3 separate regions of the Homo sapiens genome follow, and regions 2 and 3 are each linked to region 1. Evidence: chromatin contacts called from ENCODE Hi-C or POLR2A ChIA-PET data. All regions are on one chromosome and are shown on one strand. The core of a region is the stretch at or near the end of the contact, and the rest is flanking DNA. Distances in the headings are between cores, read along the strand shown. Region 1 has its middle 34 kb from the start of PTF1A. Region 2 overlaps DNAJC1 (DnaJ heat shock protein family (Hsp40) member C1). Region 3 holds the start of KIAA1217.

Region 1 (3,557 bases), core at 331-2,830:
TAAGGAAGACAGGAAGGAAGAGAGGAAGGGAGGGAGGATGGAAGGAAGAGAAAAAACAAAAAGAGAGGAAAGGAGGAAAAGAGGGAGGAAGAAAAATAGAAAGGAAGCAGGGAGGGATGAGGGGAGAGAAAGAAAGGGAAAGAAACCAACTAGCTATTAAAATATCTTTCATTTAGGAATCACAGGCCTGTGAACAATTCAATACAGCAAAACAGCAGTGCTGTGCAGGTCTGCGCACTTCTTTTGTGTGGATCAAAGGATTTTGCCTTTAATGCACAACCTGTCTTCTCTACCAGACTAGAAAGGAAACTCCTTACCACTAGGGACTTTTTACTGATCTTAACTTCCTGCAGTGTCCAGCACAAGGCCTTGTGCATGATAGGTACTTTCAAAACATTTTTAAAAATGGAAGAACTACATTAAACGTGAGCGACCAACTCTCAGGTGGTTGGGTTTGCGAGGTCACCCACGAGATGACCTTGAGCTGATGCGAATGGTCCATCTTGCTGCAATCAGCAGAACTCAGCCTCTGAACGCCCTCACTGCACCGCCACACTAAGCACACTAGAGTCAAGGACTATGGGCAGCCAAGTGCGTCCAAAAACAAATGCCCCTGCCTGACGGCCCATGACTCTGTCATCATAATGAGCGGTGAGCTCCAGGCACCGGATGGTCCCGTGTAATTAATTATGCAGCGTCGTAAAAAGGCAGGCAGGAAATGTCCTCTGGTCAACCGGGGAGGGCAGAGTCCTGGGGGCTGAAGAGGGTCCCGCAGGTGGAAATAAGCACCCAGGAGCTTTGGGGGATCTTGCTACACTTGCTTCTGTTGTCCAGGGGGTGGGCTCCCTAGACACCTGAGAGGCACAGCATTCTTGTGTCAGGACAGGGCTGAGCTGCAAAGCCCCTGTCGCCTCCCACAGCAAGGGCAGGTAAACCTCAGTGATCCATACCCCACCGACCAGCTGTAGTTTAGAAATTTCACACACACGCGCGCGCACACACACACAGAGTTGGAATGCAAAGTATGCATTAACTTAATGTGGTTTTAAAATTATTAAATATCCCTTATCAACCAACTAGAAATGTGCAACTAATATTAGCGGTGGGAGGAGGGTTCTCGAATTCTAAACGGTAGATTCTGTTTGAGGTGTCTAAACTAAGACAAAAAATTTCACATGTGTGACTCATCCAAACCATTAGAGGGCGACCTTCACCTTTACAAGTCTTTTGAGCAATTGTGGGGGGTGGTGGGGGAAGGCAAGATCCTGACATGTATTGAATGGACTTTGTGTTGTAGACTAAGGCACTATGGAAGAAAAATGGTAGCTACCAAAATTAATATACAAATATTGCTAAAATGCCATATCTATTTTGCATAGAGTGGAACTGAATCAATTGTATCTCTTGAATTTTGCTTTAGCTCTGCCTAAATTGACCTAAAGTCCTCAGTCAATTCCTTCATCCTTGGAATTTAGCCAAGGATTTGTGTTAACAGACTGTTTCGTTGCATTTTTCTATTTTCCAAATAAGTGAGTTGATGCGCGACAGGATTGTTTATGAGGGGGGGATGAGTTCTGCAAGAGCCCACCAGAGGGAGCCAAATGACTGCTTTAGAACCCTTCATTCACTGCTGCTTTGCTTTTCCTCTTTGGGAAGCTGCTTAATCAAACCCATTGAACACCCTTCCCTCCCCTCCCACCACCCGAGACACTTAAAAAATTAGAAGTAATCCTAGCACCAGAAATGCACATTCCGTATTTTCTTAGCCCACAGACTATGAACAAACAAATAATACTGCTGTGGCGAGGTATTTTAACAGTGTGAAAATTGCCCACTTAATAGGGAATAGAATAATTAAAGAGATCTTGGCTTAGGAAAAAAAGTGAAACGGCGGACACACAGTGAGAAAAAAATCCGGTCAAGTACAGTGACCTGCCAGGGGATGGGAGAGAATTCGAGAACCAATTAGGATTCTAAACAACTTACCCAACTGAACAGATCACTTTTCTCCTATTTTCAACGAACATTTCAAGCATCTGCTTTCAAAGGAGCCTTGACAGTGACTGTTTCTTCTTTCATTTTTTATTTTTATTTATTTATTTATTTATTTTTTTGAGACGGAGTCTGGCTCTGTCGCCCAGGCTGGAGTGCAGTGGCGCGATCTCGGCTCACTGCAAGCTCCGCCTCCCGGGTTCACGCCATTCTCCTGCCTCAGCCTCCCGAGTAGCTGGGACTGCGAGTAGCTGGGACCACGAGTAGCTGGGACCACAGGCGCCTGCCAACACGCCCGGCTAATTTTTTTGTATTTTTAGTAGAGACGGGGTTTCACCATGTTAGCCAGGCTGGTCTCGATCTCCTGACCTTGTGATTCGCCCACCTCGGCCTCCCAAAGTGCTGGGATTACAGGCGTGAGACACTGCGCCCGACTGTTTCTTCTTATGCTGTGATGGGGGTTAGCTCTGCTAGGAAGTTTCTAGACGAACACATCCTCCCTGGTTCTGTGCTGCTTCAGACCTATGAGACCCTCTGTTCAGATCAACAGCATTTGCCCACTGGCATTTGCCATTATTGGCATTCTGAAGGCCAGGATCTGCTGGGAAAATGGTGTATCTGAATTTCAGCCACGTTCTTAAAATATCCATCCTTGGCTGGGCGCCGTGGCTCAAGCCTGTATTCCCAGCACTTTTGCAGGCTGAGGCCAGGAGTTCGAGACCAGCCTGACCAACATGGTGAAACCCTGTCTCTACTGAAGATACAAAAATTAGCTGGGCGTGGTGGTGCGTGCCTGTAATCCCAGTTACTCGGGAGGTAACTGGGATTGAGGTGGGAGAATCGCTTGAACCTGGGAGGTGGAGGTTGCAGTGAGCCGAGATCGTGCCACTGCACTACAGCCTGGGTGACAGAGTGAGACCCTGTCTCAAAAAAAAAAAAAAAAAGAAAAAAAATCCAACCTCTTTCTTGACACTCTTACCTTTCTACCCACAACCTGAGGGGCTAATACATCTTTCCTCTTATGTGGCACACACTTTGTAATATATTATAGCTCCAATTCAATTCCATAGTTATTTTTAATCTGACTTTCCTATTAAACTGTCAGTTCCTTGAGAAAAGAATTTTGTCTTAATACTCTCCCTAGCCCCAGAACCAAGCAGGATGCAATGCACACACTAGGAGTAATTCAATGTTATGGATAAATGATATCTTTATGAACAAGGTGTAAAATAATAAATAAGAACTAAGAGACAGCAGGTATTTACATGGTGCCAGTCTCGGTCTAAGCACTAGATGTGTTCACTCATTTCATCTGCAGAAATGCGCTGTGAAACAGGGGATAGGCACTACAAGTGTCTACATTTTTAAATTGGCAAAACTAAGGTGATGGATGAGGAGGATTAAGTAACTTGCCCAGGGACACGAGTAGTAGAAGCTGAGACTGGGGTTTGAACCCCAGGAGCCTGATGCCAGAGCCTATGCACACAACCGTAAGACCATAAAGAGCCACACCAGAGAATGGAGACAGGATGGTTATGCAGGTCACAACCTGCTTAATGACTATA
Region 2 (3,557 bases), core at 339-2,838, 1.2 Mb before region 1:
ATATTTGGCTTTTTTTCACTAACATTGTATGTATTTTCCATGTTGCTATGTAGTTTTCACATATATTACTACTGATTTCACAGCACACCAAGAATGTGTCATAATTTACTCAAATACACTCCTTATTATTAGAATTTATTTCTCATTCTTTACTATTTTACAGTAATACTGTAAAAAGAACTAATGAATTAACAAACATGAAAAGCAGGCTTTATTATCAAAATTTCTTAACATAATCTAAGTAGCTGTGCATATTCTATTGTGTCACAAAAACACAGAGGACTGGTACAGAGTATTGTTATCCATGTTAGAAAGGCATCAGCTGCCTATAAGTAAAAATGTCTTTTTAAAAGATCATTACACTACTGTTCTTTTCCATGTTGTTACCCTCAAAAGACCTCTTAGATTAACAACTCAATATTAAAGGCATATAATAATAATTAAAAAATCGATGTGCTCCTCAAATTATACAAAAACTGACTAAATCCTACGATTCCAAAATGAAAGGGCCCTTTATCTTCTCTTATAAATTTGAATTACATATTTCTTTCCTTAAAAATATATCATTTAAAGTATGTTCCAAATGTGTACTCTATAAACTGCTTAAAGCTTCAATTAAGGATCACGCTTAATTCTATGAAGCTAATATCCAATGAATTCTAAAATTTTAGTATTGTCCATTAAGTTGATTATTAAAACAGTCTTTAGTGAGGGTTAGCCTCATTGTCCTATGTTTTCTTTTGTGAATCTCTGAAGACTGATTATAAGAAAACAAATGTTATTTACCCCAGAAAGTCTTCTTCAGAGGTTTGTGAGTGAAATATATTTATAAAGGGTCAACATGAAATTATCTGCATATAATTTAACTTTAGGAGGATTAATTTTCTCTAGCCCATGTTTTTCTGACACGCACCTAAGATTCAATATCTCTTTTCCCACCTGGCAAATTTTTCTAAATAGTTTCACGACAGTTCAGGACTCTCCTCTGGGTATCTCCAATAACAGGGACATATATGTCATTCTGAGATAATGGACTTATTTATCACTATATTCAAAACCTCGTGGGATTTGATTATTTTAGAAATGCTACTTGACTGTTTTACCCCCAGACTTGAATAAAGTCTGGGAACAGTTGCTAGAAAGGAACAGGGATGGAATGGTAGACTGTCTCTTTCAATGCCTAATAGCCTCTTAAATTACTGTGAATAAACAACCTGACCATAGTTCTGGATGATAAGTGGCAAAAGGTTCTCAGATAATAAGAAAATGAACATTAAAAAATAATATTATAAAATAAATGTAGCTTTTAAAAATGTTCCAACATGAAAACTGCACTCTAAGTATTTGAGGGACTTCCTCCGAAACCCCATTCCAAACATATACCAATGTTAAAATTTAAAGAGAGAAAATTATAAACATATAGCCATGATCAAAAACTTGTTAAGCATCTCTGTAGACAAAAACAAAAGAAAACCTGTAGCCATAAACAGAGGTTAAGCTATAAGCCTCCTGGGCTCCATGACTACAAGTAGGCAGACGAAACCAGAAGTCTGACTCCCATAGAGTGATGAGGACTGAAAGTACTCTACCAAGGCCTGGGATCACAGCCAGGCTTGCTGCTTGAAATCAGGGGATGCAGTGGCAATCCACCGCCTGTGGGGAAAAAAAAATGCGAAAGTGAGAAGGACACTGCCTGAGGCTACAACTTACAAAACATTATGTATCTGAGATGTTAAGAGGCAATGGTTTTAGCCCCACAGTCCAGACCAGGCCAAGGGACCTGCAGGCTTGGTATCTGGATCTGCAATGGCCCCAATGTAACCTCAGGAGGGAGCCCTAAGCCACCTATATAAGACCTAGTTCTTGCCTAGGTGTCTCAGAGAAAAGAGTAAAAACATCTATAAAGCCACTAGGGAGAGGTGAAGAGAGAGGAGAGAGAAACTCACACTCAAGATGGGCCTGAAAATTAAAATTCCACTCGCAGAAACATAATATTTCAATTATCAAAGAGAAATTATTTACTTCACAGTTTAACCACCTATGTGCAATTCTTAACAATGCCAAAGTCTAAAACATTTTTATAACACAATGACAGGTTTGAAGCAGATACACAAACTGCACAACTATACACGGGGTGCTGCTTCAAGAGTCTATAGCAATTTCTGGCTACATTTTTAATTAAGTTTATTCTGTGGCCTCTATTATCAAAGATGGCATACAAGAAATCATCTTATTTTTCAATCTTCCATAAATTTCCTATTGCTGACTTTGATAAACCCTGGGAATTGTATATAGTAACCACAAATCATGCCTAATACAGTGCCAAGACAACTGTAACTATGGTGGCTTGCATCTTCTTTAGGGTGGCCTTGGTACATATCTAAAGACAATGAAAACAAGTAGCCCCCTCAGTTTGGATGTATTTTTTTTAAAAAAAGGCCTTACTGTGTGGAGAAAATCAACAAATAATTATTTCCCTTGTGCATTTTATTTTAAGGCACAAAGAAAAATTATTTAGAAGAAGTATATGTTCAGGGGTACTCCAGAAGACAGTGAGCATGTTGAAAGTAGATAAGAATTATGATTTGGGCTTTAAGAATAAAATTTCCACTGAGTAGTATTATACAAAAACTTAACAGGTTGTTTCATAATCCCTATGGTTAGACACCATCAAACAGGCTAGAAGACCATCTGCTGGGAGTGCTACAGAAGAGACTCCTATATAAGGAAAGAGAAACTCGTGAGGTCTCCACCAACTTCAGGACTCTATTGTCAGTTTTAAAATTTTTGTTTTGTTGTTGTTTTTCCCTCAGCATAGAATGTTTAAGATCTTGGACACCAGTACAATTTCCTGGATGTACCAAGTCCATTTGAAATAACAGGAGCTAAGTATGTGTAAGAACTGTCAACAGTAAAATCTACTTCTTTTTCTCAGCTATTTATGAAATTACAAAAGGTAAAGGCAAAAAGATCGTTAATTAATCATTCAGTTCAAAGTAAAGGTGTACTCATTAGGAGTTATGAAAAGGTAGCAGAGGCAGCTAGTAAAAAAGGGTGATGTTAGAATCCCTGATTGGTATTATAAAGAGCCAACAGATTGGCACACAAATAGAAATGCACCTAGCAATCTCTATTCTAAATCATTTAATTAAAGATACTATAATAATCAAAATAGATGACAGGAAAGAATATAGTGAATATTTCATAGCTAGCAATATATAAGATGTATGAGTTTCAGAATAGGGAGAATGGGCACCCTGAAAGCTAAAACTACAAAATAGGAACTCCAGTGATTTCCTGGTCAAAATATCACTAACGACCTAATATACTGTTAATAAATAACACTTAAAGAATTATAAAATATAATAGATGAGCTAGCAAAAGTAAATGACCAACTTTAATTAAAGTGATTACCTGAAACCACCCTTAGCAGACAAGCCTATGCATGGAAGTTCAGACAACCAATGTTCCTAGAACAGCATGAACTTTATACCAATAGCCTTTACAGAACAAAGCATGGTCAAAATGTATACTATAGATAAGTAACTAGGAATATG
Region 3 (3,557 bases), core at 318-2,817, 1.1 Mb after region 1:
TGCAAAGTCATAGAGACCTTAAGTTATCTGCCCTGCAAATCCCACTGCCTCTATTCAGGCTGCCGAGGCACTGCTTTAATTTTTTGAAAGATTCACCGCGTCTTCTTGGATTTCAAGAAAAATCCCGTTAAGAATTGAGGGGCTCTCTTCTTCCCCTCCTGACGTGAGTGTAACTCACTTCCTGGTATGTCTCCTTTCCTTTTGGCCTACATCCTTTGTCTGTTAGGTGCTTCCACATCCTTATGTCTTAAATGGCCAAAATACGTCACCCCCACTGCCAAAACACACAGGTCACTCGAGGTCACAATCTGGAACATAGGCTGGCCATTGTTCAGCACACATTCTTGATCTAAATCAATCTCAAACCTTGCTGGAATGCCCTGTAAACTGGGGCAAAGTATGGTCACCAGACTAACCATTGTCCTTTTTTACCCCTCCTGTGACGGGGCTACTACAGGTTACAAAATCGCGCTCTTCCTCCTAGCTACTGTGTTACTCTGAGATATCTGACATCGCAGAGCTAATGTTGCCTAAATTATTTTCCCATCCTCTTTTTTTTTTTTTTTTCGGACATCATGCCTCCTATTTTCACTCTCTGGGAACTCTGCCAGTTTTTCAAGGACTGGGTAAAGAACAAAATAAATATTTGTAGGTGGTTTAAAAGGAGAAGTATGTTGGTTGTAACTCTGCCTGTCCAAAGAAATGCATTTTCACTGTCTTTCAGATTTTTGGAGTCGTTAACTGGGAGAGCTTCAGAAGATTGACTTTACTAGTTTACCTTTCAGATTTGTGATTAAGGGCTGGGTGTGTGTGTGTGTGTGTGTGTGTGTGTAAGTGTGTTGGGGGAGGGAGGAGTCTGAGAAAGTGAGCAAGTACGTAGAAACTTTTTTTTAAAAAGTCCAGATTAAGTGATTGAAATCGACTGTGTGCAAATGACGCTATACCTCTTCATAGATGTTAATCGGGCCCTAAAAAGTTAGTGCCGGAAAGTGCTTACTTACAACACTCAGCATATACTCTTTCTTTCAAATTGTTTGGGATTTTTTTTTAAGGGAGTTCACTGAAATTTGGGAGGTTCAACAGGTTGCTGTTTTTTAATATGTGGATCACCCGATTTGGGAGGCTCACTCTGCCTCTGAGATTAAAGAGATGAGGGCACTGGCTCCCAGCGAAGGCTCTCGGCCTTAATCATGTGTGAAATGTTTTCCTTCCTCGGCTGCAGAGCCTCGGTGGTTTGCAGCAGTGGAACCAGGCAGGCCCAGTTGTGGGTAGGAGAGGCCGTCACCTGTTGAGGCCTCCCCCCCACACCCCCGCATCGCCCTGCCCTGGCAGAGCCCAGCCCCCAGTCCCCGGAGAGCGCGCCTGAGGACGGACGGACGGACGGACGGACAGACCTAGGGACGGAGGGCCAGGGGCAGGGGAGATCCAAGAGGCCCCGCGCTGGAATGCAGTTTTCTCGGGCGAGGGAGACTTTGCACCGGAGTGGAAAATAGTTTGGGGTGGGGTTTCGCACCGTCCCCTCCTCCCCAGCCCCGGGCCCCCTCCCAGGCGCTTTCTGGGAGCTTTTAGAACTGCGCTCTGAAGTTTCCAGAGAGCGAGGAGCTTTTGCGGCAGGCAGAGACAATGGAAGAAAATGAAAGCCAGAAATGTGAGCCGTGCCTTCCTTACTCAGCAGACAGAAGACAGATGCAGGGTAAGTAACAGACCCATTCAAAGATGGAGTTACAGGGACGCGTGCCCCTTGCCGCTTGCTGCTTTTTATAAACTGCAGCTCTGGGACCCGGCAAAGGAAAAAAAAAAAAAAGGCAATTTCTTGGGATGGTACATTTTCCAAACTGAGTAGAGCATAGAGAACTGTGATTTCTTAGGCTTGACTTTATCTCTGGCACGATTTTCTTAAGCAGCAAAAGAGGTGGTGGGGTGATGTCACATTTGTAGTGCAGTGAGCCATCAGCATGAGCTGTATCTCTAAGCAATGACAAATAAATCACTAAGCAGCTTTTAATCATTTCCCCCCGGGGCTCCAGCCACGGGAGAAAGGAGCTGTTTTTGTGAAACTGTCTCTAGGACCGCAGCTTCCATTCATTGGTTGGGGGATTCCATGTGGCAGATGCATGCTGGCTGCAAAGTTTGTGCAGAATTTTAGAGTTAAATCACAGAAACCAGGCATGTTTTATTTTACAGATCCGAGCAGCAGGGGAGGGCTTGAGCATCTGGGTGATAGATAGAACTCTGGATCTTCTTTTATGTTTTAATTCAAAACTTGGGAGTTGTTGGACAATTTTGGTAAATTTTCTCCAGGCAGTTTCCCTTTAATTGTGTTTATAATAGACTTGTCTTTTCCGTAGGGAATTTCCAGAAGCTTATGTTGTTCCAAAGAAATTTCGCACCGGGTTGGGTGGCCAGAGGAGGTCCCTGCTCTCTGGCATCTGATGCCTGTGATGCCAAGAGCTGATTCTGTGGGATCCTATAGGCAGCATGTTCATAAACCACACAGCCCTGGACCACCCGCCCCACCCTCCCTCAGGTTCATGCAGGGGCCAGTACACAACAAAAAGACGTGCGGGAGTGCAGTGCTGTGCGTGGGAGTAGGGATTATGCACAGGGGAAAAGGTGTGTGTTTTATGAAAATGTGAAAGGGAAGTAACACATGACTCATCCACGCTGAAAATGCAAAGCTAAGCCAGTCAGGAGAACTTACAATGACAAGAGATAGAAATCCCCCAGTGAAATGCAGAAAACTTGAAGTTTTGTAATGGCTGGAGAATCCCTGAGTCTGAACAGTCATCTGTCGAAGTGTCTGCCTTCGTGCTGCCAAAGCACAGCACTCTCCTTCAGGCTACCGGGGTCAGTGGCATCCAGTGGAAGATAAGGCTACCTCGTCCCCCTGACCCCCGCAACCCCCCACCCCCATTTTCTAGGACAGGATCCTACTTCAGGAATTCAACCTCTGGGCCTGTCCTGAAAGAGATGACTCAGATTCTAGAGGGGCCATTAGAAAGGGATCCATTTAAGAAATGACTTTCCAACAATCAGGGCAATTCAGAGGCTTCAGAGGCTAGGATGGTCAGCCTGAGACAGTGTGCTCCTTTGCTCACTAATTCATTCATTCAGTGAATATTGAGCATCTGTTATGTAGACGTCACTGTTTTAGCTGCCAGACATCCAGTGGTGAACAAAGCAGACTAAAAATACTTGCCTTCATTTAACTTCCAGTGTAAGGACCAAGTTTCAGGGGGTGGGGAGCTGGTAGAGACAGACAATGAACAAATAAATAAAATATATAGCATGTTAGATGGCACGGCTGCTGGATTTAGCAAATAAAAATACAGGAGGCCCAGCTAAATTTGAATTTCAGGTAAACGGTGAATTTTTTTTTTTTTAGTATAAGTATATCCCATGCCATATTTGGGATATACTTATGTTAAAAATACTTCTCCATTATTTATGTAAAGTGCACATTTAACTGAGCAGTCCTGTATCTTATCTGGCAACCCTATTTGATGGAAATAAGGTTACAGAGAAAAATAAAGCAGGAAAAGGAATAAGGAGTGAAA

The links. Hi-C counts contacts between places; a loop is a spot of excess contacts on that map. ChIA-PET counts read pairs that join two places held with the same protein, here RNA polymerase II (POLR2A). Pooled maps may share reads with other maps.
Region 2: a loop to region 1 is called in a map of HCT116, with 15 times the contacts of the local background. The contact joins two enhancer-like sites. A Hi-C loop is called at or near these places in 4 of 168 maps with a recorded cell type or tissue (GM12878, HCT116, IMR-90 and 1 more), 2 of 37 single-sample maps with no recorded cell type and 11 of 50 pooled maps.
Region 3: a loop to region 1 is called in a map with no recorded cell type, with 5 times the contacts of the local background. The contact joins the promoter of KIAA1217 here to the enhancer-like site in region 1. A Hi-C loop is called at or near these places in 1 of 37 single-sample maps with no recorded cell type and 3 of 50 pooled maps. POLR2A ChIA-PET finds 5 or more read pairs at or near these places in 1 of 52 experiments (activated T-cell).

The regions. Positions count from the first base shown.
Region 1 is chr10:23,156,976-23,160,532 of GRCh38, forward strand. No RefSeq gene overlaps it. Among named protein-coding and RNA genes, the nearest start is that of PTF1A, 34 kb to the right of the region's middle. RefSeq lists an enhancer at 310-499. Within about 2 kb of position 1,581, at least 2 of the 41 ENCODE cell types and tissues checked have a DNase peak (open chromatin) inside an H3K27ac peak, as active enhancers do.
Region 2 is chr10:21,987,948-21,991,504 of GRCh38, forward strand. The region is part of intron 1 of DNAJC1 (DnaJ heat shock protein family (Hsp40) member C1); the gene reads right to left. Among named protein-coding and RNA genes, the nearest start is that of DNAJC1, 14 kb to the right of the region's middle. RefSeq lists an enhancer at 1,598-1,747. Within about 2 kb of position 1,589, at least 5 of the 41 ENCODE cell types and tissues checked have a DNase peak (open chromatin) inside an H3K27ac peak, as active enhancers do.
Region 3 is chr10:24,207,571-24,211,127 of GRCh38, forward strand. It overlaps KIAA1217, which reads left to right and starts at 1,568. Exons shown (of 21, transcript NM_019590.5): 1 at 1,568-1,693. The coding sequence starts at 1,624. RefSeq lists enhancers at 1,754-2,953, 2,327-2,386 and a silencer at 1,987-2,036.